Linked DNA regions of Mus musculus: regions 1, 2, 4, 5 and 6 are each linked to region 3. The links are chromatin loops, found by intact Hi-C in ENCODE. Cell type or tissue: left cerebral cortex. All regions are shown on one strand. Region 1 holds the start of Coa6 (cytochrome c oxidase assembly factor 6). Region 2 overlaps Slc35f3 (solute carrier family 35, member F3). Region 3 overlaps Slc35f3 (solute carrier family 35, member F3). Region 4 holds the start of Tarbp1 (TAR RNA binding protein 1). Region 5 holds the start of Gm31069 (a long non-coding RNA gene). Region 6 has its middle 8.6 kb from the start of Tarbp1.

Region 1 (5,000 bases), 160 kb after region 3:
GATAATGTGCACGTGGACTTTGCTGTTGTCCATTCAAACCTCTAGATTCCTTTTTGGTGGTTGAATCTCCTGAGGGGATAAGTCAGGAACCCGACTACAGTACACTCATTTTGGCAGTATGTCTCCTCTCTGCCTCAGTCTCATCACAGACAAGGAAGAACTGTGGCTGCATGAGTGGTATATAGCACTAAACACTGCCCAAGAACAGATATAGTAAACACATTAAAGTCAATAATCATATTTTATATGGTGGTCATAATTATCTTCTTGTAGATCAGCCCCAACAATGATAACCCTTCTTGGGCCTATACTTTTGGCCAGGACTCTCCTGGGCTGACTTTTGGCCAGAAAGAACATATAAGATGGTAAACACATTAAAATTTAGTAATCAAGCTCTCTATAATGGCTGCTATTATCTTTCTGTAGATCAATTACAACAATGATCAACTCTCTTGGGCCAATTACTTATTCTATTAAAACCTGGGCACACACATTCATGCAGAAAAACATAAACAAAACATGTGCATGGCTAAAAAAGTGCTTAGAAAGCAAACGCCCAGGTCTAGGAGCAGAACCCAAAGGCTTCACATTCAGTCTCTGTGTGCCCTTCCTGATCAAATCTCTCCTAGCCCTAGAGACAGTTGTGATAATCTTTGCTGCCCTTTATGGTTTTACTATTTATGTATTTATCCTTAATACTGTAGTGGATATGAGTATCTGCATTTATTGCTGTGGTTACCAGTGAGAATATCGTGAGTATCTGCATATATTGCTGTGGTTACCAGTGAAGATGTCTGTCAATATCTGCATATATTACTGTGGTTACCAGTGAGAATATCAGTATCTGCATATATTGCTATGATTACCAATGAGGAAGTCAGCATCTGCATATATTGCTGTGGTTACCAGTGAGGATGTCTGTCAGTATCTCCATAGATTGCTGTGCTAACCAATGAGGACGTCAGTATTTGCATATACTGCTGTGGTAACCAATGAGGATTCAGTATCTGCATAGACTGCTCATTTTCTCAGCAGTGTTGCATCTGTCTTGTGCACCTTTAGAGAAGGAAAGGGTTTCTATGTCTTACGGTTTGTAGGTATAGTGAATGCCTGCACTGCAACTTGTCTTTTCTGTCCATTTCATGATGCTGTTTGGGTTTGTGTAGATGAGTGGGGCTAAAAAAAAACCTTTTCAAGGCTGCATGCATGTAGTACCCCCATGCATACAAAATAATAAATTTTTAAAAATTAATTTTCAACCCCTAAATCATATTTTCTCATACAGGTCCACCAGAGTTTTGAATAGGACTTTTTTTTTTTTTTAATATATTGGCAAGACACTGGGGAACATACAATGCATAATGTCTAACACCTTCAACAAAGTCTTGGATGGCTCCCATAATCATGTACATTAATCCTTCTACAGCAAACCCTCTTAGTTAAGTGAGACATATAAAGCATTATCACACCATTTTATCCCTCTCCCTCCTCTTCCTCTCTCTTATAAATCAATGAGTTCCAAGGAGTTTGTTATTTCAGAGTTGGGGAGGTTCTGTAACTAGTACAAGTTAACAGTAGCAAGAATACAGGTAGAATTTAATTAGTAAAAGTCGAGAGGAACCTCCTGGAGGAACTATCTGGAATTTGTCTGTAGAAGGATTTTCAGTGCAAATTTAAATTTCTACTAGCACCATCTCTCTAGAAACTGTACACTTTGCTAAACTTCATTTGTTTATAAGAGCCTCACTTTCTTGTCATCTACAGAGCTAAACTTCACTACTGAAATTGCTACTGTTATTTCAGTTTCCAATGAATTCTTGATTATGACGGTCGGGAAGAGATATACAGACAGCTGTGGCTGGCTGCGAACATCACTGCTTTTATTTCCCATTTCATTCATGTCTGCTCTTGATGTACCATTATGCACAGTCATAATTGCAGCCATATCGATAAAATGAGATAAATATACGAGACAGGGTTTCTCTGTGTAGCCCTGGCTGTCCTGGAACTCACTTTGTAGACCAGGCTGGCCTCGAACTCAGAAATCTGCCTGCCTCTGCCCCGCAAGTGCTGGGATTAAAGGCGTGTGCCACCACGCCCGGATACCTTTTTATAACCTGACATTGATAAAAGGCACAGGGAACCTCTAGCATGGCCAACCTCAGCTTCACCCTCACCCAGAGTCGGCGCTCTCCGGCGAGCTATCCCCTTCTCACCACACTCTGAGAACGGAGCTTGGTGCCGGCTCGGCCGCCTCCGCCAATTCCGGGTCCCTCTTCAGCCAATCAGGGCAGCCGCAGCTACAGAGGGCGGTACCAATCAGATATTAGTTTCCGCCCATAGGCCACGCCCCTGGTGCCGGAAATTATCCGCCGGAGAAACGGACTCGGCCGGAAGTCCCGCCCTTCTATTTGCAAACGGAGGCCGGGGCAGGTCAATCGGCGGCGGGTACTTTCGCAGTGAGTTTCCCTGTGCAGTCGGTGGACCTGCGGGGCGACACCGCCGTGCGGGAACCACAGTCCACACCGCTCTCCCACGTAGGCTGAGCCCCGGTCGCATGTTGCGTGGCTTCCCGCGTGACCACTGCAGGCAGGAATGGCAGCCCCTTCCATGAAGGAAAGGCAGGCATGCTGGGGTGCGCGCGACCTGTACTGGCGCTGCCTGGACGACAACGCGGAGGACGCGGCCCGGTGCCAGAAGCTGAGGAGCTCGTTCGAGGCCAGCTGCCCCCAGCAGTGGGTAAGTCCCGCGGGGTGCAACACATCCCTGCGCGCACCCTCACCTTAGGGTGGGTTTTGAGGAGCAAGGTCACGCGTTGGAAGTCACCAGTTAGTTGGTATTACTGGAGAAAATGACAGCGCTACCAGACTCTGGAGAAGGGACCTGGTGGTACAGCGCTGTGACTTCTGCAGGCGTCCATAGCCTTTCTCACAGCTCCTCCCCTAGAGCCTGGTCATATTAAGCAGTCTGGCTCACTCAGTATTAGTTCTTCCCTCTCTTCGCCTTGTCCCAGCCTCTGTCGACTCCTATAAAGACTGAGAGGTGTGTCCAAAGACACTCGTGCATGAGAGGGTGGGGAGGAGATGGAGGATCATGGGAATGTGTTCTGAGAGAGACACTTGGATTCATTCGCTGGGATTTTAAATTCAGCCTTGGGAGGTCTTGCATCCAGATTTATGCCGCGGGAGTCATGCATCAGAGGAGAAACATTTCTCCAGGATGAAGCAGCCTCTGTAGTGGAGGATTCGAACTAAGATCCTGAAGTGTACGTGTACTCTGCTCTACAGCGGTCCTATGAGAAAGATGTGGGCATGTGCTATGCAGGGACAAGAGAACCACAGCTCAGGGTGGCTGGTGCACCCACAGGTTCGGGAGGAGAAACACCCTAAGAGGTGCTGAGTTCTGGACAAGCTGTTGTCAACACCAAAATACTGCTCTCGCTTCAAGGGCTAGTCTGTTTTGTAGCCAAATATGAGTGACTGGCTCAGGAACAGAGTATGAGGTTTTCCCCAGATACCATTTGGCAGAAGTTTTATGCAGTCTTATGGAACAGAACAAACGGTGGAAACAAAAGGTAAGTTTGTTACAGCAAAGGAAGCCTTCTGGTTGGTGGAAGCCAGTGGTCTGTTAAAACATTACAGAAGGTTTCACCTGTCACCAGGGTGTTATGTCAGTCACAGAAGAGGGCAAGGGATTAAGAGAGCTTAAGAGTAGAGAGAGCTAAAGACAGACCTGGCAGCAATCAAACCTCTCCGTAGTCACTCCCGTTCTGATCAATCAGTCCTGTAGAAGGTATGGCTTGTCCCACCCCATTTAAGTTGGGATGGAATGCCTAAATTACCTTTAAATGTAATTGTCTCTTGGGGCATTGATCCTGACAGATGTTACAATAATTTGCCACAAAATGTGAGGGATATCATATGCTTTTTAATCTTATATCCTTTATGCAACACCCATTCTAGTGCAGTTAGTTCAAGATTGACAGACAGACTGAACAGATTTATGAATACCATGTCAAATACAACAGAGGGACAGAGGCCATCAAACCAAAGGGACTTAAGGGGAGGGATGAGGCTTCAGAGGAAGCAGTGTTGTGACAGGCTTAGTGGAGCTGTATACAAACAGTTCCTTACCCACTCTGAACTGGGGTCCTGTTTCCCATGAAGTTAAAGATTGAACATCGTGTTCAGAAACTGTTTGAAACCTACACCTGGGTTGGCAGTCAGGGCTACCTTTGATACTCTGGGCCAGAGGGTGCGCCATTCAAATCTGCCTGTTATGCAAGAGAACACGATTTCTCAGTGAACAAGGCGGGGGGGGGGGGGGGTCCATTAGGGCATACACTGAAGGCTTTTAACAAGAGCAGCATTTTCTAGTCTCACAGTGCACATGTTGGGGGGGAGGGGGTGTCCTGCATTTGTCCTGTCTACAGGTGCTGGGTCAGTATCACACCCCATGAAGAGAGAGGAAGCTGTGAATAAAAACCCCAAATCTTCATAATGTGACTAGTTAGTCATTTGTCTGCCTCCCCAGATGTGTGTGCTTCTAGATAAAACAGAGTTGAGAAAAATGCCAGGGGCAATAACTTATTCGACACACTGAACCTATAGCCAGCAATCATCTGTAAAACTGAAAGTTTCCTGACCTACTAGGCCCCAGTGTGCATAAAACTGTTTCATAAGTTCCCAGGTCGTTTGGACACTAAACAGAAACACTAGTCATGAAGGATAGACTCCTGGTTCTTCAGGCTTCTTAGAAGCTGACTAGACTCCTGACTCAGGATTCCAGAATACAAACTACCATCCTGCTTCAGTATCATTGATAATGAGTAACATGCTACGTTTAAATCTGTGCTTTTGATTCCCTAAGCTGTGTAACTTGCTCTAATGTCAGGCCTTTTTATCTCCATAGATAAAATATTTTGACAAAAGAAGAGACTACTTAAAATTCAAGGAAAAATTTGAAGCAGGAGGATTCCAGTCTTCACAGTCGACTGAAAA
Region 2 (5,000 bases), 130 kb after region 3:
CTGCTCTGCCTCTTTCACTGACTGTGAAAGAAAGGCAGGCTTTGCTTTGCTTAAACATTTTTAAAATACCAGTGAACTCTCCTTGGAAAATCTGGAATTGTCTGAAAGGTTTCTTCTGAAGTGTGTTCTGCCTGGTGCCATCTTGTAAGAACCTGATCTCCTGGATGCACTAGCTGCTTCTCTTCTGGGCAGGCTTAGGGAAGGGGAGACATGAATGTTCACATGATAGTGTAAAGAAGGGAGAGTGAGGCGGTGATGGCGCACACCTTTAATCCCAGCACTTGGGAGGCAGAGGCAGGCAGATTGCTGAGTTCAAGGCCAACCTGGTCTACAAAGTGAGTTCCAGGAGAGCCAGGGCTACACAGAGAAACCCTGTCTTGAAAAAAAACAAACAAATGAAGGGAGAAGATTTGCAGGTAGTTCAAACTATTTGTATTATAGCCAGAATGTATTCGTGTGCTCAAAAACTGCTCATCCAATGGCTGGAAAGATGGCTCTGTAGTCATAAACATTTGCTGCATTTGCAAAAGACCCATGCTCAGTTCCCAGCATCCATATAAAGCAGCTTGCAACTGCCTATAATTCTAGCTTCTGGGGAATCTGACACCCTTTTCTGGCCTCCATGGGCACTTGCACAAAATCCACACAGGCATGCATAAGCACGCGCACATGCACACACAGAGTCAAATAAGTCTTTCTACAGTGCTTATCTCTGCCTAACCACGAAGGAAAACTACCCATTCTTATTCACCACCTTCCCCATCAGAAAAGACAAATAAAAAATGCTCTAGCCCACACAGGGGTGCTCCAGCCTCTACACATTGTGACTTGATATCCTCACCCACAATGCTCGCCTTTGAAAACCACACCGTCAAGCTGCAGGATGGATCTCAGTGTCAAAGTAAGTTTACAACCCTCTTGTTGAGCCTTCGACCCATGAGTCATGGGTCAGATGCTCCAGCCAGTGACTTTCATCTTCCACTTGAAAGTTACTGAACCCCACAGTCAGCTCCTATGGACTTGAGTCTTCCGGTCAGATAATCCTGGCACACCTGCCATGAAAGCTGCCACTCCATGGAGTAAGCAGAAGGAACAACAGCCGGTGACATCATGCCACAGTGTGGGGCTGCTCACCGTCACCTCTCACTGCAGCTCCTGGGGACCAACCATCCCCTCTGGCCTCTGCGGGCCCAATAACACAAATATGCATCGATAGATAATAAAAATAATAGCAACTAAGAGACCTAGTCCTTTTTTGTTTTGTTTCCCCCACTTTGAGGCAGGAGCTCACGTATACCAAGTTGGCTTCAAACTTGCTGTATGTTAAGGATGATTTTGAATCTCCAATCCCTCCCTCCACCTCCCAAATGCTGGAATTACAGGGTTGTGCCTGCAGGGCTGGGGATGGAAACGAGGACTTCTTGCATGCTAGGCAAAAACGTTCCACCAAATGAACCACATTCCCCTCCCTGTTAATTTTTCTTTTGCTTATTAGCTGAGTAGAAGGTAAGTCATGGTTTGTATGAACCCAAGATGATAACTAACTAACTCTCTCTCTCTCTCTCTCTCTCCCCTCCCCTCTGCTCCCCTCCCCCTCCCCCTCCCCTCCCCTCATTTTAGGGAATGCTGTCGGTTCTTTGGAGACAATGGCTTGACTCTGAAAGTGTTCTTTACCAAGGCAGCACCTTTTGGTGTTCTTTGGACTCTCACAAACTACCTGTACTTACACGCAATAAAGAAGATAAACGCCACAGACGTCTCCGTCCTGTTCTGCTGCAACAAATCATTTGTTTTCTTGCTGTCGTGGATTGTTCTCAGGGACAGATTCATGGGAGTGAGGGTAAGTTCTCCATTAACTGTCTTGCCCCTCTCTGTCGTGCCCAAACCCCGCCCTGCAAGCAGCAGCTGCTGACCGAGGTCCTGATCCTCAGAAGGGTGCGGTTCTTGCTATGGCTTTCAGGCCTCCTTGCTTGCTACCCACGCTAGAGAAGCATTTGTGAGAGCAACTTTCATCCCCGACATTTCCACGAGCATCCCCTAAAGCTCGTACCAAGCAGGGAATCAACCTGGTTTATGTGTCTGGGAGAGGCTCGGGGCCTTGCCTGAACCATGTAGCCAGAAATGCCAGTGCTAAATTAGAGCTGAGAGCTGGGGCAGGGCAGTGGGGTGGGGATTTCACTTCAAACTGTTGATCAAGGGCAAATGCGATGGCATTCCATGAATGGCCAGAATTTTGCCAGAGAAAATTGCATAGTTGATTGAGAGCTAGCCAGATTTCATGACAGCTGTGTGCAGCATGGTAAGTGCAATGCAAAGTCCCAGCAGGAACATGGAAATGCCTAACCCAAGGAGAGGAAATGGGTGCCATTGGTCAAGGACAGAATCTTGGTGGCTCTCTACCTGCTCCCTCTGGTGGTGAGGGGCTGCCTCTGCTGTTCTTCTCCTTGCCACAGAGTAGGCCAGAACACTGGTCACTTAGAGCACAGCTGATCATCTCCTCCTTCCTTCCTGAAGCTCAGGGCCCGGTGCTGGGTAGCCTCACTCGAGCTAACCTTGCTGGCAACCATCAAGAGGCAGACTCCGGGTCCTCTGCTTCTGTCCTTGCTTCACTGTCCTGAGACGAATGACATCACCTTTAGGGTGGGCTTACGCCCACCTGAGTTATACAAACAGCAGTGGGGACGTGAGTCAACTGCTGGTTCATATTTTTAGCTTACAGCAGGGGGAGAGTTTGTTTTGAGGCTCAGTGTTAATTTTGGAATAAAAACTCACGCCCCAGGCTGCCACCCAGAAAAGCCTTCAGTAAATCAATGATCTAATATGTGTCTGGAGGGGCTGCAGGTGCTTCACACAGACTCAGAGCTAAAGACTTGGGTGTGCCGGGGTCACTAATCCATGGTTATGCCTTTGCAGGCTTTACTTAGGGGTCAAAGAATCAAGAGACTCCATAGAGCTTTGGGGCATGATGCAGATGTCCCGAGCAATTTTTTTTGTTATGGGAAAGAGATGCTTCAAGGTCAATGGCACAGAAACAGAAAGAGATGTGGGTGAGAGTAAACTTGAGCTATTCAGCCGACTTGCAGAACACAGTGTGGTTGAGATCTGTGCTCGTTTGTTGTTTGTGGGTAGGAGACTTTCCTATACCCTTCTACTGGGATATAGCCTGGCAATGCTAGCCTCTGTTTAACGTGCTCTCTACTGACCCCTGCACACTACAGGTTTGTGTTAGGCTTTCGGTACTCAGTGGGTGCTGTAGGGAGAAGCTACAGGGCCGCATGGATGACAGGATGTTGTAATATGCATACACTGTGCAGGCAGGCATGCTCTCCTTTTAGAAGTGCATGGCCGGTCACTGAAGAACTTCCCACTGTAGGCTACAGGATCAATACAAAGCTCAGAAAGCTCATGGAATCCATGAGGCAAAATGAGAGACAGCTGGCGGCCACTCAAGTCCTTGTCAGGGATGGGCAGTTCCTGCTTCTAGGGAATTATCAAAGTCTTACTAGTTACTGTAGCTTCCAGCCTGGGGGTTGGGTGATCAATGCCAGCTTCATAGACGTGAAGGATAGGACCAAGGCTCCTCCTTGTGGAGGAGAAGACTTGCAAGAAGCGGGGTTATGGGGCAGCAGGGGCAGCAAATAAGACTTGTGTGGTTAAAATAATTGCTTCAGTCACCCAGTTACAGCTTATTGAAGATGGGAAGGGGCATCCGCAGTTCTAGTGACCTAGGTGGTGGACAGGTCCAAAATGTAAGGAAACATATCTTCTAATACTCTGGAGACCCTGGTCACTTCTGGTGTCACCAGGTGGTTGCTGCTGAGGTGTCTGTTTAAACATAGCTCTGCCGGTCCCCAACTCTGCTTACAATTAATTCTGTGAGTCCTGGGACAAAGGTTCTCACATGGTAGCCAAATGCTCAGACTGGGAGCCAGTGACAAGGCTGTGCATCCATGAGCAGAACCAATGTTGGAACTGTAGCTTGCCTAGACTTTAAAGTGGCCAGAGAAGAGAGGCTATCATCTGGTGCCCTGGATTGGGACGTTGTATCAAGAACCTGTGAATCCACAGGACAAACTTGACAGATGTGAGGAGAATCCAGTGTCGCACAGAAAATAGGCAGGGGATGCTTTCACACGGAATCCAGAACCCTCCAGTGTCTCAGTGTATGGAACATAAAGCCAGCGGATATCTTCCATACCACACTTGGCCTCCTTGAACTCTCAGGCTAGATGAGGACCCGGGCTCTGATCTTCTGACTGAAGGATCTTGAAAGCAAGATGGGAAAGCATCCACACACTTTGGAAGGCAACCTCACCTTCCAAAGGGCCTCCTACTAAAGCCTCAGAGAGCAGGGATCACACAGATCCACAGACCTCAAGACCAGTGCTAGGACCCCAGGAAGTCACTGTCTCTGGTACTTCCTGCCTGAGTGAACACACAGGGCTGAGCTGTCTGTCTCCACAGCTGAGGGCAGCCTCGCCTGCTCTTGTCTGGCTCCTCTAGTCTATCCCTGAATCTCTGCACAGCCCAGTTGAGATGGAAGCTCTTAACTGTTGATTGTTAACTGGTAATGAAGAACATGGGAGAGGCTGGAATCTGCCTTGCAAGTCTTCAGGAAAAAATAACCCAGTCTCCTTTGTTACTTCAGATGTCAGTCCACATACTTTCAGAATTATCATAAATCTGTCTCTTCTTCTCTTCTCTTCTCTTCTCTTCTCTTCTCTTCTCTTCTCTTCTCTTCTCTTCTCTTCTCTCCTCTCCTCTCCTCTCCTCTCCTCTCCTCTCCTCTCCTCTCCTCTCCTCTCCTCTCCTCTCCTCTCCTCTCCTCTCCTCTCCTCTCTCTCTCTCTCTCTCTCTTCTCTCCCTCTCCCTTTCTCCCTCCCTCCCTCTCCATTTCTCCCTCTCCATCCCTCTCCCTCCCTCTCTTTCTCCCTCTCTCTCCCTCTCCCCCCCCACCTTCCTTCTCTCCCTTCCTCTGGGTTTCCTTCATACCAGGATGC
Region 3 (5,000 bases):
GCTACGGAGCTTGAAGCCTTGGAGCACAGTGTTGTGACAAAGTGGAGAGGAAAGACCAGTTTTCCAAAGGGAAGATAGATTGCTCCCAAATCCAGAAGTGGGTAATTAGTAGGACAATCCCTTGGATCTCATAACCCAACTGATAGGGAATGGGAGAGACATATAGGAACACTTTCATATTCTGTATTTTAAATACACACTTGTTCTCCATATTGGCATAAAGAACCAGTTCACACACATTATTCCTAGCTCAGCACTCACACGCTACTAATGATGTTAGTTTCCAGTTAACCCCTTCCACCCCAAGTGCCCCTGGAGGACCTGCTGCAAGTGTCCACAGCAGAAACTGGTGAGTCAGCCTTTAAAGAAGTCACTGAGCCCAGACAGCTGCAGAGCAGAGAGTGAGAGAGATAGTAAGGACATCACAAGGCAGGGATGGTGGCGTTTTGGTTTCAGCAGAATGTCACGCACACAGGGCTGCAGACTTTAAAGTCAGGGTTTGCCCTAGCAAGCCAGGCTCAGCCACCTGCCTTGAATAAGCCAATTTTAAAAGCTAAATTAGTAAAGTGAAGCAGAAAAGATTTAGTCAATGTGATCACACTGGAAGTAGCATCAGTCCTGCTTAAGGTGTGGCCCCCAACATTGTTGCCTGGGCTCTAGTTCTTCCTGTAAGACAGTCTGTTGTCTATCTCTTTCCAGGTCCCCGTGGTACTTTAACAGTCCAGACAGCCAGAGTCAAGGACACGAGTCTCTTCAGAACATGCTCTTTCCTCCCAAGCAAGCCAGCTACAATAACAGGATGCCCAGTGAACATTTACTATTGTTAAGAATTGGATGAGTTTGCCTTTTAAAGACAAATAAATCGATGGCAACAGAAAATGAATGGTAACATTCTTTTATACCTTCCTTAGGATCAAAATGCCGGACAAAATTTGTGACCCTTGGTCTCACCCCCAGCTGACAGAACTGTGACCCAGAAGTGCCTTTCACCACATATGCCTAATACCCCAGACGCAATACTCTGCTTCTAGCTACTTGGCCTGAGCACAAAATACTAACAAGATCTAGAATCTCAGCACAAAGTTGAGCCACCTTATAGAATGTTCCTCTGGTCCACTGTAGTCAGTTCCTATAACAGAGCAGCACAGCTCCTTAACGTGGGAAGGCTCTTGAATTACGTGGAGAATTTAGTTTAAGCTCACTTATATAATAGGTAGGGTTAGCCCTGTGGGTGATGGTGGTGGGGTTTCAGAACACTCACTGGCAACCTACACAGAAAGCTTAAAGGCATAGATGATCTACTGTTGTGTGTTATTAACAGAGAAAAGAAAAAAAAAATCCTGGATTTTTTTCCAGAGGCAGGGCTAGATGTGACTTTGGGAATTTAGCTCTCGTTTGGTGTTTATGTGGACTTGTTTGTGCACAATAGAAAGGGTCTTTTGCACCTGGATATAATAGCCAGGGATGCAGAGGTACCAACATGAGCCCTGTGCGCCCTTTGCTGGTTTTACAAAGTAATGACAAGCCAACCCTCGGGAGACCAGGATTTAAAAGCTGCGAGCAGGAACTGATAGGAATAGCTTCTCCAGGACTCTTATTTTGCTAACTGAAGAAATGCATAATGGGGTTTGTCACCCGTGACAACTGTAGGGCATGTAGGAAGAGGCTGACAACGCCCCTCCTTTTAAGCCCCTGTAGAGATCAATGTGTATGGGGAGGGGATTTGGGGGTGAGGAGCTTGGAGTGGCAAGGCCGCATTTTCATAGCACTTAAGACCATTCAAGGTCCTTGCCATGGCTTTTGTGGATTAATCTGTGTCTAGTGCTATGTGTCTTTGTAATAAGAAACAAGACCCAAGCATGCTCCTTTCTCTCCCATGTTAATCAAGTCAGAATTCATCCTTAAGCCAGAGAATCCCAAAGGAACCTCAAACCCAGTTCCCCTCGATTACACTTGAGGGTTGCAGCCAATGTTTAACTATGACTGAGGAGTTTATAATTGGCATTCTGTGGCTGTCTGTATGGTGCTCCCAGTCCCTCAGAGGTCCCATGAACTTAGGATAATTACCATGTGTAAACCCCTCAGCCCAATGACAGAACGGTGACCCCATCATCAAACTAAAGCTCTTGCATTGGGGCTGGGACGTGGAGGGATTGGATAGAGCCGGTCCATCTGGAGAGGCGGCCTGCCTGCCTGCCTTTCCAGGAAATTTCCTCTGTGGGCGAAGCTCTGCAGACACTCCCAGCTGGCAGCGAGGAGCCCAAGGTCTGTGAGGTATTTTAAGAACCTTGGAAAGTGTCACCAAGGGACACGGGGTTTCTTTTGTGCATTGTCCTCTCATGGAAAAAGAATTTTAAGAACTGATACAGAAGGGAACTCGAGGACAGCAATTTTGAACGGGGGAAAAAAAAGAGAACACAGGTGGAGGCTGGGAGGAGGGAGGGGGGAAGTTACACTTTCTGAGTTCCAGCTCCTGAACGTGGCAGGTTCAGAACAGGGCATCTGTGCTGAGAGTCTCTAGGGCAGGCGAGGTTCACTCACGAAGGGAGCCGAGAGGGGCAGATGAGGTGCACTCGGGAAGGGGGCATTGCTCCGCCTGCTTCCGGTCCTGTTTCTCATCACCTCTCAGCCCTAGGTTGGTCTTGTCAGGTGTCTTAGTTTGCTTGCTGAGAAAAGACCCAATAAGAGCAAGTTAAGGAAGGAGGGTTTCTCTAGGCTCACTCTTGGAGGGATACCATCCATTGTGACAGAAGGATGTGGCAGCAGAGGTGACAGACAGCAGTCAGGAAGCAGAGAGACATGAAGGCCTCCGCTCAGCTCACCTCCTCCTCCCAGACCCTCCGCCCATGGAATGGCACCCCGACATCTAAAGGCAGTAGAGTAGCCTCTCCTCAGATTCGTGCACGTTCATCCCTGGAGGTGATGTCCTATGCAGAGAGAGCTACTGCTATTTTCAGAAGCAAAACCGAACTACCAGTGCGGAACAAGAGACTTAACTAAGGTTTGGGTCTGAGTGTGGAGTTGGCAAGAGGAAGTTTCATCACTCCTGTTCACAGGCACCAGGTGGCGCTGACTGCACGTCTTCGCAGCCCGGCTTCCTCGGGTTGCTAAGCAGCGGTCGGGAGGGGCGTGGTCCTTTGGAGCCCCCGACGCGCATTTGGGGCTTTTGTTTGTTGCTGTTTATAAAGGGAAACTTTAAAGGGCAATCCTGTCATGTTGGTATAAAAGCGGAGCTGAGATGTGAGTGGCTAAAGTGCCCCACAAGGATGAGGACGTGAGCTCCAATCCCCAATTCCCTCAACTCAAGTAGTAGTGTCTGCAATACCTGGCCTTGCCTCTTCCTTGAATCATGAACCAGAATAAATCTTTCTTCCCTTAAGCTCCTTGTCATATACTGGGTCACAGAGATAAGAAAAGTAGCTGATAGAACAGTCATAATGATATTATCATTGGTAAATGGGAGTTGGGATCCATTGTGCATGATATAAAAGTAAGGTTTAACCTCTGCTCATAAAGTCTTCAAAGTCAGGGGGGTGTGCTACCAGGAAGCCATGGCTGTTCATGTCCTTCTGGGAATAACAGTAACAAGTCAGCTGCCATGTGTAGGGCATCTGCTGAGACCTAGGAATGTGTATGATATGTTTGCCCAGAACTTTGTGCGTGGTGCACATGCACTGTGCCCCTCCCTTGCCAAGGACCACGGCACACTTACATTCCAGAAGATGAAAAGCTGTGCTCAGAGCAGTCAGGTCATCCTGCACAGCTGCAGCCACATTCACGAAGCAGTGCAAGAGACCACACCTGGCTAGGCAGGTGTCCTGGGTCTCAGTTTGCCAATGCAGGAGGAGCTTGAAGCCTGGTCCCCCGGCCCCCCCACCCCACCCCACCCCCGTCTCCTTCCCCTCTGCCAGAGTCACGGCTGTGTGTGAGTGAACCCCACACCCAGCTGTAAACTCAGTCTTGCTTACATTCTCTACATTGATCCTCCTTAAGATCCATAATCAGGAATCGGTTACTTAAGCATTTACTTGGAGCTTACTAAATCCAATCAGTTTGCATATCTGAAAATCTTGTTTTTACATTGCTTAAGGTAGTCTCAAGCAACTTCCTGGGATTCTTTCTACCTGCCAAGCAGGAAATGCTGAATTTTTAAAAAAACATTAATTATTTAAACTTTTTTAGTTAATTTCTATGATTTTGAGACAGAATCTCACTCTGTAGCCTGAGCTGGCCTTGAACTCATAGCAAAACCTCCTGTGTTAGCCTTCCAAGCACTGGGATTGCAATGAGTCTCCGTGCCAGGCTAAAGATGGAAACTACTGAGTTTGGACCATTATTCCTTAGTGGGGGGAAAATAATTTTTTATCTTGATATCCCCATCAAGTGTGAGGATTTAAGACGACTTTCTTGGTGAAGGACAAGTGACAGTATATTGCTGGAGAGATCCGAATCTACCAGCTGCTTAGTAGAGCTTAGCGATGATGAGACATATTAACTATGGGAGCCTAATGCGACTTTCCTCCAAAAGTAATTAGCCTGGTGCATGTTGACTAAAGCATTCTTGTGTTCCAGTGGCTACCCAGGGACCTGTGCATACACGAGATGTCCTCTTTGTCCTCCATAAGCCTGCATGTCCCATGTCATGCTCAGTAGAATGAAGATAGTCTTAGATATTAAGATAAATGGCTGTGTCAATAATAAAGTAATAACTTGGAGATTTTGGCTTTGGTACCATCGATCCTGCTGGAAGGACTGGATCTTTGCTGTGTCATGGACCCTATGTTTCATTTCCGGCTTCTCTACTCAGCTTGCACCGCCCTAGTCAAGACCTCCTCCTCCCACCCATTCTCCTCTGGCTCCACCCACACCAGGGGTAGGGGTAGAGGTAGGGGTGGGGGTGGAGGTAGGTAGGAATAGGGGTAGGGAGGGGTAGGGTTGGGTAGGGTAGGGATAGGGTTCTACATGTGGTGGGTTAGGGTTAGGAAGCTCATCTTCACCTG
Region 4 (5,000 bases), 220 kb after region 3:
CTTGGGAAACTCAGAAAGAAATTTTAAATTTAATTTTGGTTTGGTTTTTTGTTGTTTGCTTTTTTGGCTACTCTGAGTTTAAAATTTTGTTTCTGTTTATTTGGGCTGAGAGTTTTTAAAGACAAAAATCTCCCAGGATAGCCTAGAAATTACTATATAGTCAAGGATGGCTTTGAACTCCAGAACGTCCTGCCTCCCCTGGGATGACAAGCACGTACCACCATGCCTATCTAACCGTGCTTTGTTTCCTTAAGATTACTGTTGTGGATGCCCAAACTCTACTTTCTTCCCCAAGACTCTACAGTAAAGGACTTCACAGAGGCTAATCCCAACAAAACTGAAACAACAAAAACAAAAATAATGTAGGAACAAACAAAGGAATAAAACTTAAAATTTGAAATTTTAAGCTGACTCTGGGGGAAAAAGAAAGTTTAGTTGACAGGGAAAGCCAAGAAATAATTTGATTTACCTTGAAACACCCCCCTAAAAGGAAAAAATAAACAACCTGAAATCCTAGGCAGCAAGTCTCTGCTTATGACTGGAGGTTATAAGCTGGGCTGAGCCATGGAGGGGTCTGCTCACACACATCAGAACAGGATGCTATGTAAAATGAAAGGGGTTATCCCAAAACAGTCTGAAAACTAAAATCTAAAACTAAAATCTGGTCATAGAAACAAGAAACGCAGAGAAAAGACTGGAAACCAAAGAAATTAACCAGTGAGTGAAGGAAACATCAAAATTCTAGAAAATCTATTGAAGAAGTTTCAATGCTGGCTGGGCTTTGTCGACTCGATACTAGCCAGAGTCACCCAGGAAGAGGAAGCCTCAACTGAGAACGGCCTCTATCTGACTGGCCTGTAGGCAAGCCTCTGGGGGAAATCTCTGACTCATGATTGATGATGGATGGTCCAGCTCTCTGTGGGTGGTGCCAAACCTGGGCAGGTGGTCCTAGATTGTCTAAGAAAGTAGGCTGAGCAAGCCAATAAGCAGCACCCCTCTATCATCTCTGCATCAGTTCCTGTCTCCAGGTTCCTGCTAACTTCTCTCAGTGATGGAGTGTGACCTGAGAGAAGTGTTCTGAAATAAATCCTTTCCTCAACAAGTTTCTTTTGGCCATAGTCTCTATTCCAGCAACAGAAAAAATAACTAAGACAAACAGACAAATGGTAAGTCCCAGAGGTTCCAAGTCAAGAAGAGAGAAGGAAAAAGGAAGCAAGGGAAGAAATAACCACCTGATTACTCAAGAAAACTTCCCCAAATCAAAGCTCATTGACTTCCAGACTGTGTAGGTGCACATGGATAAAAAGGAGGTTCCAGGATGCCAGGGCCCTAAACCCCTGGTACCCTATAGAGAAGTCACAGACTGCCCTTGAGCAGGATCCAGAATTATCTCAACTTCAAAACAACAAGAGTAGCATCTCCAGCTTCTAGATGGATGGATGGAAGCCTTTAAAATGTGGATGGAAATGTCTCCCCCATAGAAGTTGGACCTGAGCAAACTATCACTCAAGCCCTAAAGACAAAACCAAGCTGTTTACAGTCCCAGCTCTGCTTTGAATGCAGGAGGCCCCAAGAGAGCATTCCTGCAGAGACAGGAAAGATGGATCACCCACAAAACCACAAATGTGCAGAGACCATGAGGAAACACAATTCCAAACTTCAGAAAGAAAGCGTCTGAATCCTGAGTTCCAGATTCAGAGAGAGCAAGCGAGAGAGACCCTGGCCCAAAAATAAAATGGAGAATAATCAAGGACAACACCTGTTGACTTTAGGCCTGGGCGCAAGCACACACGATGACTTAAGGGTTATGTTTAGAAAGCACTAACTAACCCTGCTCCTAATATTCCTAAAGGGAATGTCAAGGGATTAATATTTGATTCCGTACCTCGAGTTTCAAACATTAACTTGGGTTACACAGCACCCTTCTTTCAGTTTGATACGGATGTCAACTTTTTTTCTATCAGGATGTAAAGGCGTGGAGCAGGCTTGGTTTTACACAGAGCATGCTACCGCGTGTGCGATATCTTAACCTTCACTGGGTCCACTTTTCCCAAAGTGCAGGAGGAGGCCGGTGTAGGGTACCACATGCAAGTGTCAAATCCGCTCAGGATGAGGTGGACGCCCCTTGAAGGCTGGTTTGAGGTAGCAGAGTGTGGCTGGGGCAAAGAGATAAGTAGGTGCCAGTCTGGAGAGATGGTTCAGGGGTTAAGAGCACTTGATGTTCTTCTAGAGGACTGGAGTTTGACTCCCAACACACACATCAGGTAGTTCACAATTGCCTTTAACTCCAGCTCAAGGGGATTTGATGCCCTCCCAAGCATACGCACGTGATGCACATAAACTTACACAGGCACGCGCGCGCGCGCGCACACACACACACACACACACACACACACACAATTTTGTTTTTTAGAGAGACAAGTGGGTACCTTTTGTGTCCTGGGGGCTGCAGGAGCAGTCCACCGCCAGCTCTGCAGACACCTGTACAGCCCTCTGCAGCAGGTAGCGCGCGCGCTTTCGCGTGAGCCCGTCCTGCGCGCGGCCCAGCCCCGCCTGGACGGTTCTCCAGAAGCGGCCGCAGAGACGGGCGTCGAGATCCCCGTGGCGCTCATGGTTGGTCAGCAGCTTCTCGGCCAGTGCGCTCAGCACCAGCAGTTCTGGCCCAGTGCTGCCCTCAGCTCCCGGTCCCGCGGAGCTCAGCGCGTCCCACGCCGCACGCAGAGCCGGTTCTGCGCTCTGTGCCAGCGCGGGCAGCAGGCGCGCTCCCACGGCCGGCGGCGCGTCCCCGGCCAGCGCCAGCTCCACAGACGCGCGCCCCAGGCGACGCAGCAGCGGGGCATCCTCCGGCGCGCGTAAACACGGCGCCACGGCGGCCAGCAGCTCCACGGCTGGCGCGCTCGGCAGCTCGCGCAGCGCTTCTTCGGCCAGAGTGACTGCCAGCTCCGGTCCTGCCAGGCGCGCGCACGAGCGCAGCGCCGCACTCGCCGCTCGGAGCACGCGGGGCCTCGCAGGCCCTCCGCCCTGGGACGCGTGCAGTAAGGGCACCAGGTGGTCCCTGGCCACCTCGTGTGCCGCCTTGGCCAGCGCGCCGGCGCCCGCGCCGCGCTCCTCCAGCCGCTGCAGCACCAGGCGCAGGGTCTCCGCCCGCTCCGCACTCGCCTCCCCGCCGCACAGCGCGCCCAGCAACTCGCCGGGCTCCCGACTCTGCGTTAGAAGCGCGTCCGCCAACACCCGCTCCATTTCGCGGGGAGTAGACCTGTGCGCGTGCGCCGGCCACCCTAAGCGCGAGTGCGCGTGCGCGGCGAGAGGTTCCCACCCACACATACCCTGCCCGGCATAGGACCGCATAAGGTTCCTTCAACTTTGTTGGGAGTGTGATGCCTCCTGCCACTCACAGTTTTTAGTAAAAAGAGTTGCTGCAGACATAGTATTACACCAGTTCCGAAGTTCCCGATTGGAAATAGGCCTAGGGCCTAAATTTTCTAGCTGGCCCTAAATTCACATAGATATCCTGCAATCCCCCCAGATGGCTGCTTTTTAAAAGGGTGCATGTTAAGAGTTACCACAAAGTCTCTAAAACAATGGATCACAAATGAAATCTGGATTTATGTTTTGAAAATAAGTTATGAGAGCTGAGAAGATTGGTCAGTAGGAAAAGGGCATGTTATGAAAGCATGAACATCTGAGTTAGGATCCCATGGAGAGGTAACTACCATCCTGCGTGGTGGAGACACATCTCCCCGCCGCCCCCCCCCTCCCCGACTCCCCCGAGTCGCTGATGAGCCAGTATGGCTGAGATCAGTTCCAGGTCCAGTGAGAGAGCCTGACTCTTTTTTTTTTTTCATTAGTAGTAAACTTTAATATTGTTCACTTTGCACAAGAAAAGTGGCTCACTAAGAGCTGGGGTTCTGAGGAGAGAATGTTTAGGCATAAATGGGGGAGCTGTGAGAGGCCTGGAGCCTTGGTGAGGGTGGGGCTCTGAGACTGAAACCCAGCCACCAACAAGGAAGAAACTAGCCCCACCAGTGTCACAATGGTGGACAGCTCTGTCCTCACCTTTGGCTGAACGCGGGACCCCTAGCCACCAGGCAGGGTCTGGGCTCCAGCCTGCATTGAGGCATCTTGGCAATCAAGAAGGGAACTGAAAACGGCTTCAGCGAGTGGACGATGGATGAGCCCGTTCAAGGCACAGTGTCCATTAGGAATGATAGGCCCGCGCTCCCCCTGCTCTCTGAGAGTCCAACCTGGGTAGGAGCTGGCAGGCCCCAGGTCCCCTCAGTTGGCAGAGTTGTATTGTAGGACTTGCTGAGAGGCAAAGAGCTTCTTGACAGCCAAGGCCTCTCCCGGCTGCCCCAGCACCAGACAGTTCTCTTTGTTGTCTGACCCAGCAGCCTGGGCTGAAGACTTCTTAAAGTAGCACAGGCGGCACACGGAGTGATACTTGTCGGCTCCGCCAATCACCTCCACCTCTTTCTCCAGACCCAGCCTCTTCGTGTAGGCAGCTTCTCGGAAGCACTCCATGCACACAGCGGTGAGCTTCACCACACTCTCCGCCAGGGGCACCAGGTTCAAGATGCTGCCGAAAGCCTTCCTCTGGAAGGTCCCATCCAGTGCTGCCACAATTACTGTCTTGCCCTCGTTGGCCATCATTTCACAGAAATCCACAATGTCAGGAAAAAACTGCCCCTCATCGATGCCAATGACGGCCACACTCAAGGACTCCTGGGTCACATCGCGGAGCATGCAGGCTGGCAATGCGTCAATGGTGTTCCGATCATGTGTGGAGAAGCTGTTGCTATAGCGCGTGTCTTTGGCATACTTGATGACCAGGCACTTGTACTGGGCGATCTGGAAGCGCCGGACTCTTCTCATCAGCTCCGTGCTTTTCCCTGAGAACATGGGCCCGAAAATCACCTGAATCTGCCCCCGGGTCTTGCTGGGGGAGCTGGGCAGCACGGTGGGTAGATTGATGTAGCTCATGGCAGCTGTGCAAACTTTAG
Region 5 (5,000 bases), 300 kb before region 3:
GGGCGTGTCTGTATCGCATACCTACCACCAAATGCTCTCAGATCCTTGTGGGAGAGGGGAGAGGGAAGACTGTGAGAGTCGGAGGTGTCGGGCGACTATGTGAAACAGTATCTTTTGGACCTGATAGGATTGTTGTGCACCCGAGTTCACAGCCGGGACTGCACGTGCAAGACTTACACAACATCAAGCCAGTCGAAACCCCAGTGTGCTTCATAAAACCCTACCCCTGTGAAGAGCTGTTGGCAACTGGTGGCTTTTGGGGGAGAGTGGGTCGGGTTTCTTTGGAGATTCTGCCTCTTGTAGGTTACCCAAGCCCCGGCAGGTGACTCTGCATTGTGCCCATATTAACAGCGCCACGTGGTTTACGAGTTCAAACCCTATGCATGTTGGTACCTCAATCTGCCGCTTAGCAGAGCCCAGCAGACCCTGGCACACCACAATGTCCCCCCCCACACACACACCAATACTGTGGGGTGAGATCCCACAGATCCTGGTGGCTGTTCTGTGTTGTGCTAAGAGGGCATTTCATTTCTTGGGCGAGAACAACCAGAAAGACCAAATGTGGTCTCTACTGAAAACTGTCCGTGTGAATGGCGGGCTGTATTTCGCAGCCAGCGCAGTGAGACCTTTACGGGGGCTCTTTGGGATTATCGCTGCCCACTGACATTGGGCACAGTGAAAGGAAAAGGAACCAGAGCAAACCAGGAACACGGGAGCAAAGCAGGGAGACAGACATAAAAAACCATGGTGGTCAGACTTGGTATTTCTCCAGAGACACCACACGGGGGCGCTCTAAACCTGGATACTCTACCAACCCCAGACTTCAGTTTGAGGCTTAGAGGCTTAATTTGCTGTGTGTCCTTTAGAGACAGGGTCCTAATAACCAAGTACAAAGCGGCGACATAGAAAAGATGAACAAAAACTCATCGATTCAGGGACTCAGATGGTCACTGGCTGTGGCTCAGTGCGATCTGAAGGCACTATTTGGGGGTATTTTGTAGATCTGTGGGGTCTACTAGGCAAAGATAGATGATGGTTTCTATTTCTATCTAGATTGAGCTGAGCTGGTGACAATGGTGGCATCTCACTTGTGAGCTTGCTTTTGTGGGGACAACTGGGATGACAGGGCATGAGTTGACCTTGCTTTGAGGGCTGTTTGGTGACAACAGGTCATTTCTTTCTTTCTTTCCACCAATTATTGTTCTTACAGCTTTTCCCCCATGGGTTCTGGGTAACCATATCCAGGTTCCCAGGCTTGTGAGAGAACCGCTTTACTAGTTAAACCACCTCCCCCATCCCTGGGGCGGAACGTCTTATTTATGCCATTCATTGGGCTTTACCAAAGACACAACCCAGCTCCCTCTTGGGTTGGTTGCCATATTGAATCAATGGTCAATTTCCAGATTTCTATATATTCTCCAAAATTCTTCCTCAATGATATACATAAGCACCTTCAAAGAACAAGGAGAATGAGTCCTGGCAGGAAAGCACACATCCACTGTTTGAGGTGTGCACACATGTGTGTAAGAATACCCTTGGAGAGCACACCCTAACACCTGCCCTGACCAGGCCGCATGTGCTTCTGGGAAAATCACAGTAACTCGAGTTGTCCCCCACCCAGTGACACCTGCTTAACTGTTTTCAGATTTTTAAATCCAGGTGACATGTTGGGAAATCTGGAGTTTCTGTGAGGCAAGCAAGATATTCCCTGTCCCTGCTTGGTGTCTATGGACACACTGTAAAATTCTTCACCGCTGCCTGAGAAAATGACCCCAGGGAGCTCCTGGTGATTCGACCAGGGATGCTGGGCAGAGGGTTCCCGGCAAGAATGCAGAGAGCCTCTTTTACCCCTGCCCTCCTTTGCCTCTTGCTTGTGCGAGCTGTTGGCATCCCCCACTGCCACGGGAGCCCAGCCTCTTCAGCTTTCCAGCAGGACTGAAGGCTAGCAGCTCTCTGGGAATCCTCCAGGCCTTCAGTAAGATTGTGACTGGTAAGTCGGCTCGCCTCCCGGTTGTCAGTTACAGTTAGATTGTCCTCCCTGTATCCCGTAAGCCAATCTAATAAATTTAGTATATACTCTGTCTGTTGGTCCTGTCTCTCACCATGATGAGTAAACAAAGAATATTTTGTTATCAGAGACTCAGGACATCCTAGGACATCGTGGTTGGACTCTGGACACATGGTCCAGAGTGTCTTTAATGATGTCATAGGAACTCAAATCAAACCTACTTTTTTTTTTCTAGGTCGTACTAAGGCTTGGGTTAAGCAGAAGGAGAAAAAAGGAAATGGGCATAAATTTCAGAGAGCCTCTGAAGCCCATATCGATTCAGAGCCTGGGACTCAAACGAGTGGATCAATGTGTTCTTGTTGTCAAAGGTGCCAAGTCCTATTTTCTGCCCTGCTGAGATCCACAGGACGAGCGGTCTGACTAAGTGAGCCCGTGCAGCTCTAATGGCTCTCTGATGAGCTCTCACGCTGTGGTCTGACTTGCAAAAAAAAAAAAATTACCAATATTTTTAGGCCCTGAAGGAAAAGTCCAGCTGCCCTGGCTCTTTAATGATGGTGTAATAAAATTTTTCTGACAGTCACAGCAGACTTTATTAGGGGAAAATTTAAGTGGTGACTGCCCTGAGAGGCATTTTCTACTCAAAATTGCTTAGCGTCCTTCTGTTCCTTCCCGCAGCCATAACTGGCATTCCACACAGGAAAGGAAGAATTTGTTCCAGTCACCTCTGGTTGGCTTGTGAGGACCAACAGTTGAACATGGAAATGACGTCAGCTGACTGCGCTGGATGAGCAATAAGCAAGACTTAGTTATTCAGGCTGAAAGGAGAGTGTGAAACGAAGATGATGCAGTGGTTTGCGCACCTCATTCCTTTCCTTAAATGTTCATTAAATGAGGTTACAAAAGCATCCTTATCTGGTTATTGAAAAGGTTATTTCAGAAACTAGGATCATGCTTCAACTCTGATACCAGAGGGGCCTTTGAAGAGGATTAGAGAACTCAAGGTGAGGGGGGAGAGTTTCAAGACAGACATTCTGTGAATGGGGCCCTTGAGCAGGTGCTAGACCCCTTCTGAGAACTGCATGGGGCTGGCCTGTTTGCAGAGCACTCATGAGCTCTGTGAACACCTCAGGGGGAGGGGGTGAACAGAGAAGGAGCCGCTCTTTTTCCTTTGCAAATGTAACAAAATATCCCCAACAAAATATCCCCATTCTTTAGAGTTTTTAGATTTATTTTTGTTTCCAATTATGAGAGAGAGAGAGAGAGAGAGAGAGAGAGAGAGAGAGAGAGAGAGAGCATCAGATCCCCTAGAGCTGGGGTTACAGGCAGCTGCAAGCCCACCAGTGTGGGTGCCAGGAACGGAAGGCTGGGAAGTGTTCGTTTTTAGTGACTGAACCGCCTCTCTAGCTTCCATGTTCTTAACACACATAAAGTAATAATTCTTTAGTATCAAGCACACACAGGGGCAGAGCTTAACACTCTCAGAAATGCCGCCTTCCCCTGTTGGCTTGCTTGAGTCTAGATCCCAACAATTTCCTGTTTCTTAGTCTATGCCATATGTTTCTTTAGAAATATTTTTTTCCATTTCCCCTTTCATTATACAGGGCTACTCAAGGCCATTTCATGAGTGTGTAGTACATTTTGAGCATAATCACTGTACCCCATTGCCCCCCACACCACCTCTGCCCATCACCCACTCTGCTGTTCCTCAGCTTCACATGCCACAGGCACACATACAATTTTATGAATCTGTGATGTCTTGGGTCCACAATGCTTTTGTGCTTTCGCCTTTTTCTCCTCTTTCTCCTCCTCCTCCTCTTCTTCGACTTCTCCTCCTCCTTCTCTTCCTCCTCCTCCTCTTCTTCCTCTTATTCTTCCTCTTCCTCTCCTCCTCCTCCTTTCTTCCTCTTCCTTATTTCTTGCTTTCTCTTCTTCTTCCTCTTCTTCTCTTCCACCTCCTTCCTTCCTTTCTTTCTTTCTTCTTTCTTTCTTTCTTTCTTCCTTCCTTCCTTTCTCTCTCTCTCTTCTTCCCCTCCTTCTTTCTTCCTCTTCTTTCTTGCTTTCTCTTCCTCTTCTCCTTCTCCTCCTCCTTCTCCCTTTTCCTCCTCCTCCTCCTCCTTCTTTTCGGCAAGGTCTAATCTCAAATTCAAGCCCCTCTTGCCTGTTTCTCTCCAGTGCTGCGATTACAGGTATGTGTCACCACGCCTGCACCAGCTTAAAAAAAAAAAAAAAAAAAAAAAAGCAGTAGCAGCAACCATCTGGTTTGGCAGTTCTGGGCCAGAGCTGTCAGAGCTGTCAACCAGAGGACACAGCATTTACTCCAAGCATACACTTCCATGACGGTACCAGTTGGTTCTCCCACAGGGTTTCCCAGTGACTCATGAGCATCTGTAGACGTGGGATGTTTCTTTCTGCCCTTCTGTTTCCTGTGAATCCTTTACAGTGTGCCTGTCAAGGTGGCCACAGTGAGGGGAGACAAGGATAAGTCATTGCATCTGCTCTCAACAAGCAAGGTCTTTTCCTGGGAGGACCAGGTGGTCATCTCTAGATAACCATGTGGTGCCAGATTCTCACACCCGAGGCAGGCAGCTCATTCTCTTCCCTGGAACACATGAGCAGCAGATGGCCGTGCACTTCCCAAGGATGGATCCCACAGCTTTTCCTCAGTCAGTCCCCAGCATGAATCTAGATGGAAAAGCAGTTTGGGATAGCTTGGCAGAGTTGCAGCTGTCTCTGGCCAGGCAGCAAGGCTTCCTGACAGAGACCGTGGACCCTGATCTTAACCTTAACACAGTGAGGTTCCAGGAAGAGCACAGCAGCCTCTTGTAGCTTATCTGCAGAACCTGGAGTTCTAATAAATCAGCGTGGGGAAAGAGGCACTGCTGGTTTATCCAGGATGGAAGCTTCTGGTTCTTTACACAGAAGACAAAATGAAAGAATTTTAAAACGGAACAGCTCTTTAGTGTAGTAAAATACAAGAAAATACAATCGTGAA
Region 6 (5,000 bases), 230 kb after region 3:
AAATTACCCAGGGGTTCCAACAGCTGGCATTTTGACTATCAGCCCCCAAATTCAAACATCATAGGAAGTGATTGTTAGATTTTTAGGAATATCAATATGCCCGAGTGCCTGTATGTATGGTCTCTGTGACCCAGATGTCTATCATCTAGCACATGATAATTATTTTCTTGCATGAAGGAATGAAAAATGTATGGTTGAGACACAGCTTATGTGTTTTTTTAAGAGTTGGGTCTGTGGGCCGGTGAGACGGCTCAGCAGGTAAAAGCTGTAGCCTCATAAACTTGAGGAGCTGTGTTCATCCTTAGAACTCACTGGCAGCTGGGCCAGATTTACCTATAGCTGTCAGGGAGGGGAAGGTGGAGTGGTAGAGTCAAATGAGGAAGGGAGTTACGGGGTGTTATGGGCCTTTCTGTCCTCATCATTCCATGGGGGAGGTCTGGGTCTGATCTTGTGGATCACTGTCGAGTCGGCCTCAGCTGCTTCTGATGAAGATGATGATGTCGAAGCACAGCACGGACTAAGTTGGTCTGAGAGGCGCATGGAACTGAAGGGGCACTGGAAAATATTTTTTTTAATGTGTACATCTGGGGTGCATGTGTGTTCAGGAATGCAGGGCACTTGTACAATCTAAAACAAGATCAGAAGGAAAGAAAAATCTGTTTAGAAGCTAGAGTTTCACTGGACAGAAGGTGGCGCTGTTGACAATGGAGTCCTGTCCCAAGCTTTCCACCTAAATGCTCAGTCACAGTTGGAAAGATTGACAGTAGCAATCACACCAGACGTCTGCAGCTGGAGGCTGCAACTGCTTCCTTCTAGATTCTAAGAAGGGTAGGGGAGCTTAGAAATCTTCTGGGATTGGTTTCTCCAGGCCTCCCTCCCTAGAAGTCACAAGGGCAACATATACTGGGATGTGCCCACACACAATACACACACACCTCACACACCACACACACATGCACACACTCACACACTACACAATACACACCACACACATACACATACCACACCACACACACACTCACACACCCCCACACCCTACATACTACTCTCTTCCCATATCACCACACCCCCACATGCTCACACACACTGCACACACACACTCACCCCCCACACACCACACACACACACACACATACCACACACACACTCACACACACACACACACATGCACACTCATACACACCACACACACACCACATACACACACTCAGCATCTATCTCTGTGGAGAACCCTGGTAAATAACAATAGTTCCAAGAGTCTTCAGTGCTGAAAAGTCCATTCACTAGATGCCATGAAGTAAAAAGAGAAAACCATCTTTGGCAAAAATGTCATGAAGTTCAGTTTAAAAATACCGGGTTTTTCAATTAGTCATCTGTGGTCCTTCTAACCATGGTCAGTTTTCTCTTATCAGCTAATAACTGCTTCCTTTTCCCCTCCCTTCCCCTCCCCTTCTATTCCCTCCCTTCTCCTCTCCTCTCCTCTCCTCTCCTCTCCTCTCCTCTCTCCTCTCCCCTATTTCTCCTTCTCTTCCTCCTCTTCTTCCCCTATCCTGCCACCTTCTGCGACAGTGTTCCATGCGGCCCAGGCTGTCCTGAAACTCTGTAACTGAGCATGACCTTGAACCTCCGATCACCATTCCTCCAGCTCCTGAGTGCTGGCTGGGGTCACAGGTGTTCACCACCAGGAGCCACATTGGAGATGGTGCTTCTGAAGAAGCGGGGGAAACCCATTTTGCAAGCCTATTTTGTTAGCTAAATGGACCAGTTCAATAGTTAACTTTTCTATATGAAGCAGTTGATCAAGGCAAATTTACTCTGCATGGCCCTGTTTCTGTGCACCTAAATTGTGATAGACAGGCAGTTCCACCTACAACCCCTTCCCTTCCCTTACCCTGTGCCAGCACCTTCCTAGCCTTGGGGAAAAGATGGGCACCTTTGGAATGGGAGAGAGGTACGTGGCCCTTAACTCAAGCCCAGGGTGCCCTAGTTGCATATCTTTTCAGTGCAAAGATGTGATTGAGCAGCACCACCTAGAGGCTGCCTTGGAAATGACCGCTTCCCCACGAGCCTGCTCTATGAAGACCACAGGACTGGAGAAAGGACAGACTCGATGGATATGAGAACCGGAGTTTCAATAGTAGCACAAACATAACAAAATTAGATATGGCATTGTCCACTTGTAACCCTGTTCCTCTGTGGGTGGAGACAGGAGGATCACTGGGGCTTGCTGGCTGCCAGACTAACAACTCCAGCTTCAGCAAGAGACTGTCTCAGTAGTGTCAGAGCAAGACATCTGCCTCCCTCCTGTGACCTCTGTGCATGTGCACACACATATACCTACACACACACACACAATCCACACAAATATATATGCACACAGAAACATTGAAGACCACTCTCCCTCGAGTCCCCCCTCCCCCAGTGCACACAAAGCTCTACCTCCTGACCAGTTCTGATAGCACCCAAAAAGTTCTGAGCATCTCATCCATTGAGAGACCCCGTCACAGCAGGGGTCTCTAGAAGTGTGTGGAATTGGAAGGAGGTGGTCTGAATGAAAGCTTTAAAGGGCAGTGGGTAGGAAGAGAATCTTAAGAACCCATTCAAGTCTTTTTGCAAGGAAGAGCCTAGTGCCTGGAGGGAAATGTGGAGGTACACGCATGCTTGATCTTGTTTGCTCTCAGTGAAAATCCATAATCAGCATGAGTACTCTCTGGGCAATTTATTTTTATGCCTTGAAGCAGACCGCGTGGGAAATATTAACATCCTGGTGAATGAGCAGGGCCAGGCTGTTCAGCACCTACACACAGCTCTCTAATGAGAGGGGTTCATCAGGAGGCCCTGGGGTTGTTTTTTGTAGGACTAACTGATGGTTTCAGCTGGACCACCTTCCAGCAGCACGGTGTGGGGTCTTAGCACTTCTCAGACTCACAGGTTGGGAATGGTATGGATGTCAGGAAAGATGAAGTAATGTGAGCCTTGGTGCCCTAGAGGGGTGGTTTGAGAAAGAATGGCTCTCATAGGCTCATGTTTGACTGCTTAAGGAATGGCACTATTGGGAGGCGTGGTCTTGTTGGAGAAAGTATGTTTTGGGGTTTCATATGCCCAAGCTAAGTCCATTGCTGTTGCTCTTCCTGCTTTCTGCAGATCCAGCTGTAGAATGCTTGGCTCCTTCTCCAGCACCATGTCTGCCTACATACTACCATGCTTCCCTCAATGATGACAATGGACTAAACCTGTGAACCTGTAAGGCAGCCCCAATGACATGTTTTCCTTTGTAAGAGTAGCTGTGGTCATGGTGTCTCTTCACAGCCATAGACACCCTCACTAGGACACCTAGCAAGTGCCTGGGGACCTGTGACATGCTAGGCACTGTGTTGGAGCAGTTGCTGTCCCAGACACTGTTCTCTCTCTCTGCAAGTCTACCATGCAAGCCTACAGACTACAAAAGCCTGTGTTAACCTACAGACAATGACAGAAGCCTATCCCTCATCAGTCTAGAGTCCTGAGTCAAAGCAGAAACAAACTATATGGAGATTGGAGAGATGGCTCAGTCAGTGAAGCCAGCCTTGCATACCTAGTAGTCTACAGGCCAGTGAAAGAACCTGTCTTCAAAAAACAAATCAAATGTGTATGTGTGTGCACACGGGTGTGTGTGCATGTGCATGTGTGTGTGTGTGTGTGTGTATCTAAATGTATATATACTATATTTGGAATATATAGTATATATAGTGTTATATAGTACACATATATAGTATATATTACACATATACATATATAGTATTATATATTACATATATAGCATTATATATTACACATACACATACACATGTACATATACTGTAGTGGCTATTCCTGGTTGTCAAATCGACTATATCTGGAATGAACTACAATCCAGAATTGGAAGGCTCGCCAGTGATCCTAATCTGGAGGCTGGGAGATACAAGTTTCTGACCTGGATCTCAGCATGGAGATCTTGAGGCACAGTGGCTATGAATCCCAGAAGATTAAGAAAGGGAGATCTCTGAGTTCAAGTTCATCTGGGAGAAAGCAAGTCCCAGGTCCAGGCATGGTGGCACACAACTTTAATTTGGTCCACACCTTCTGCTGGAGACCTACATAAGGACATTGGAAGAAGAAAGATTCACTCTTTCTTTTTTGCCTGCTTGCCTTGTGGGACTGAGCAACTGCTAGATCCTTTGACTTCCATTCACACTGCTGCTGACCATTGTTGGGGAGCTAGATTACAGACTGTAAGTCATCAACAAATTCCCTTACTATAGAGAGACTACTCATAAGTTCTGTGATTCTAGAGTACCCTGACTAATACATACACATATACATATACATAATCTGGAGTATATAATATATATTCTCTATATATGGAGTTTGTATGTATATAGAATGGAGTATATGTATATATACATATATTTAATATATATGGAGTATTATAGATCCATTAACAATGGAATTGTGCCGTTTACCAGGAAATGGGGGTGGGAGGGGGCTAGAGGTCATGTTGTGATATGAAATAGGTCAGACTCAGAAAGCCTTATTTCCTTCCTCACATGGGAGAATCTAGAAAGATAGACAGAGAAATGAAAGGCAGGAATAGCTCACTAGAAGCTGGGCTATTGGAGGAAAGGAAGGAGATTCGGGGGAACAGAATAAATAAGGGTCTTAGTGGGTTGAATAGGACCAAACCACATCACACACATGCACAGAGATGTCACAGCCAAACCTAGCTCATCTCTGCTGTGTGTCTTCACCACTGCCTACTGATGTGACAAGACCCCACCCACCACTACAATAGCTCTTATAAAGGAAAAAGCACTTACCTGGGGCTTGCTTACAGTTTATAGGTTTAGTTCATTGTCATGTCTTACACGCGTTCTCGCGACCGGCCAGGAAAGACGCAACAAACCGGAATCTTCTGCGGCAAAACTTTATTGCTTACATCTTCAGGAGCCAGAGAGCAAGAGAGAGCAAGAGAGAGCAAGAAA

What was found. Peaks named below come from ENCODE experiments on the same cell type or tissue, not always from the same donor. Only the 100,000 strongest peaks of a DNase experiment are listed, where the experiment ranks them.
Region 1: a loop joins it to region 3, with 2.2 times the contacts of the local background. A loop is called at or near these places in 3 of 42 quality-filtered maps.
Region 2: it touches region 3 in a loop (8-fold over the local background); 20 of 42 quality-filtered maps call a loop at or near these places.
Region 4: it touches region 3 in a loop (5-fold over the local background); 21 of 42 quality-filtered maps call a loop at or near these places.
Region 5: it touches region 3 in a loop (5-fold over the local background); 11 of 42 quality-filtered maps call a loop at or near these places.
Region 6: it touches region 3 in a loop (4-fold over the local background); 20 of 42 quality-filtered maps call a loop at or near these places.

The regions. Positions count from the first base shown.
Region 1 is chr8:126,420,092-126,425,091 of GRCm38, forward strand. Coa6 (cytochrome c oxidase assembly factor 6) reads left to right here and starts at 2,410. Exons shown (of 2, transcript NM_174987.4): 1 at 2,410-2,739; 2 at 4,912-5,000. The coding sequence starts at 2,596. Gm51604 (a long non-coding RNA gene) reads right to left here and starts at 2,279. Exons shown (of 2, transcript XR_003947620.1): 1 at 2,178-2,279. In left cerebral cortex, CTCF peaks have their summits at 1,614 and 2,310; DNase peaks (open chromatin) are centred at 2,350 and 3,051; H3K4me3 peaks cover 2,076 bases; H3K27ac peaks cover 1,471 bases.
Region 2 is chr8:126,380,495-126,385,494 of GRCm38, forward strand. Slc35f3 (solute carrier family 35, member F3) reads left to right here. Exons shown (of 8, transcript NM_001363500.1): 4 at 1,621-1,840. Among named protein-coding and RNA genes, the nearest start is that of Gm51604, 39 kb to the right of the region's middle. In left cerebral cortex, a CTCF peak has its summit at 2,414 (motif pointing left); a DNase peak (open chromatin) is centred at 2,540.
Region 3 is chr8:126,255,259-126,260,258 of GRCm38, forward strand. All of the region lies in intron 2 of Slc35f3 (solute carrier family 35, member F3), which reads left to right. Among named protein-coding and RNA genes, the nearest start is that of Gm31165, 34 kb to the right of the region's middle. In left cerebral cortex, CTCF peaks have their summits at 1,514 and 3,063 (motif pointing right); DNase peaks (open chromatin) are centred at 1,236, 1,506, 2,200 and 3,060; H3K27ac peaks cover 1,303 bases.
Region 4 is chr8:126,471,826-126,476,825 of GRCm38, forward strand. It overlaps Tarbp1 (TAR RNA binding protein 1), which reads right to left and starts at 3,240. Exons shown (of 30, transcript NM_001159907.1): 1 at 2,430-3,240. The coding sequence starts at 3,240. It also overlaps the pseudogene Gm6091. In left cerebral cortex, a CTCF peak has its summit at 4,572; DNase peaks (open chromatin) are centred at 2,837, 2,995, 3,251 and 4,605; H3K4me3 peaks cover 2,011 bases; H3K27ac peaks cover 1,294 bases.
Region 5 is chr8:125,955,066-125,960,065 of GRCm38, forward strand. It overlaps Gm31069 (a long non-coding RNA gene), which reads left to right and starts at 1,886. Exons shown (of 2, transcript XR_388208.3): 1 at 1,886-1,990; 2 at 2,684-2,913. In left cerebral cortex, a CTCF peak has its summit at 790 (motif pointing right); DNase peaks (open chromatin) are centred at 808, 2,854, 3,533 and 4,443; H3K27ac peaks cover 564 bases.
Region 6 is chr8:126,481,142-126,486,141 of GRCm38, forward strand. No RefSeq gene overlaps it. Among named protein-coding and RNA genes, the nearest start is that of Tarbp1, 8.6 kb to the left of the region's middle. In left cerebral cortex, CTCF peaks have their summits at 686 (motif pointing right) and 2,045 (motif pointing left); DNase peaks (open chromatin) are centred at 703 and 2,031.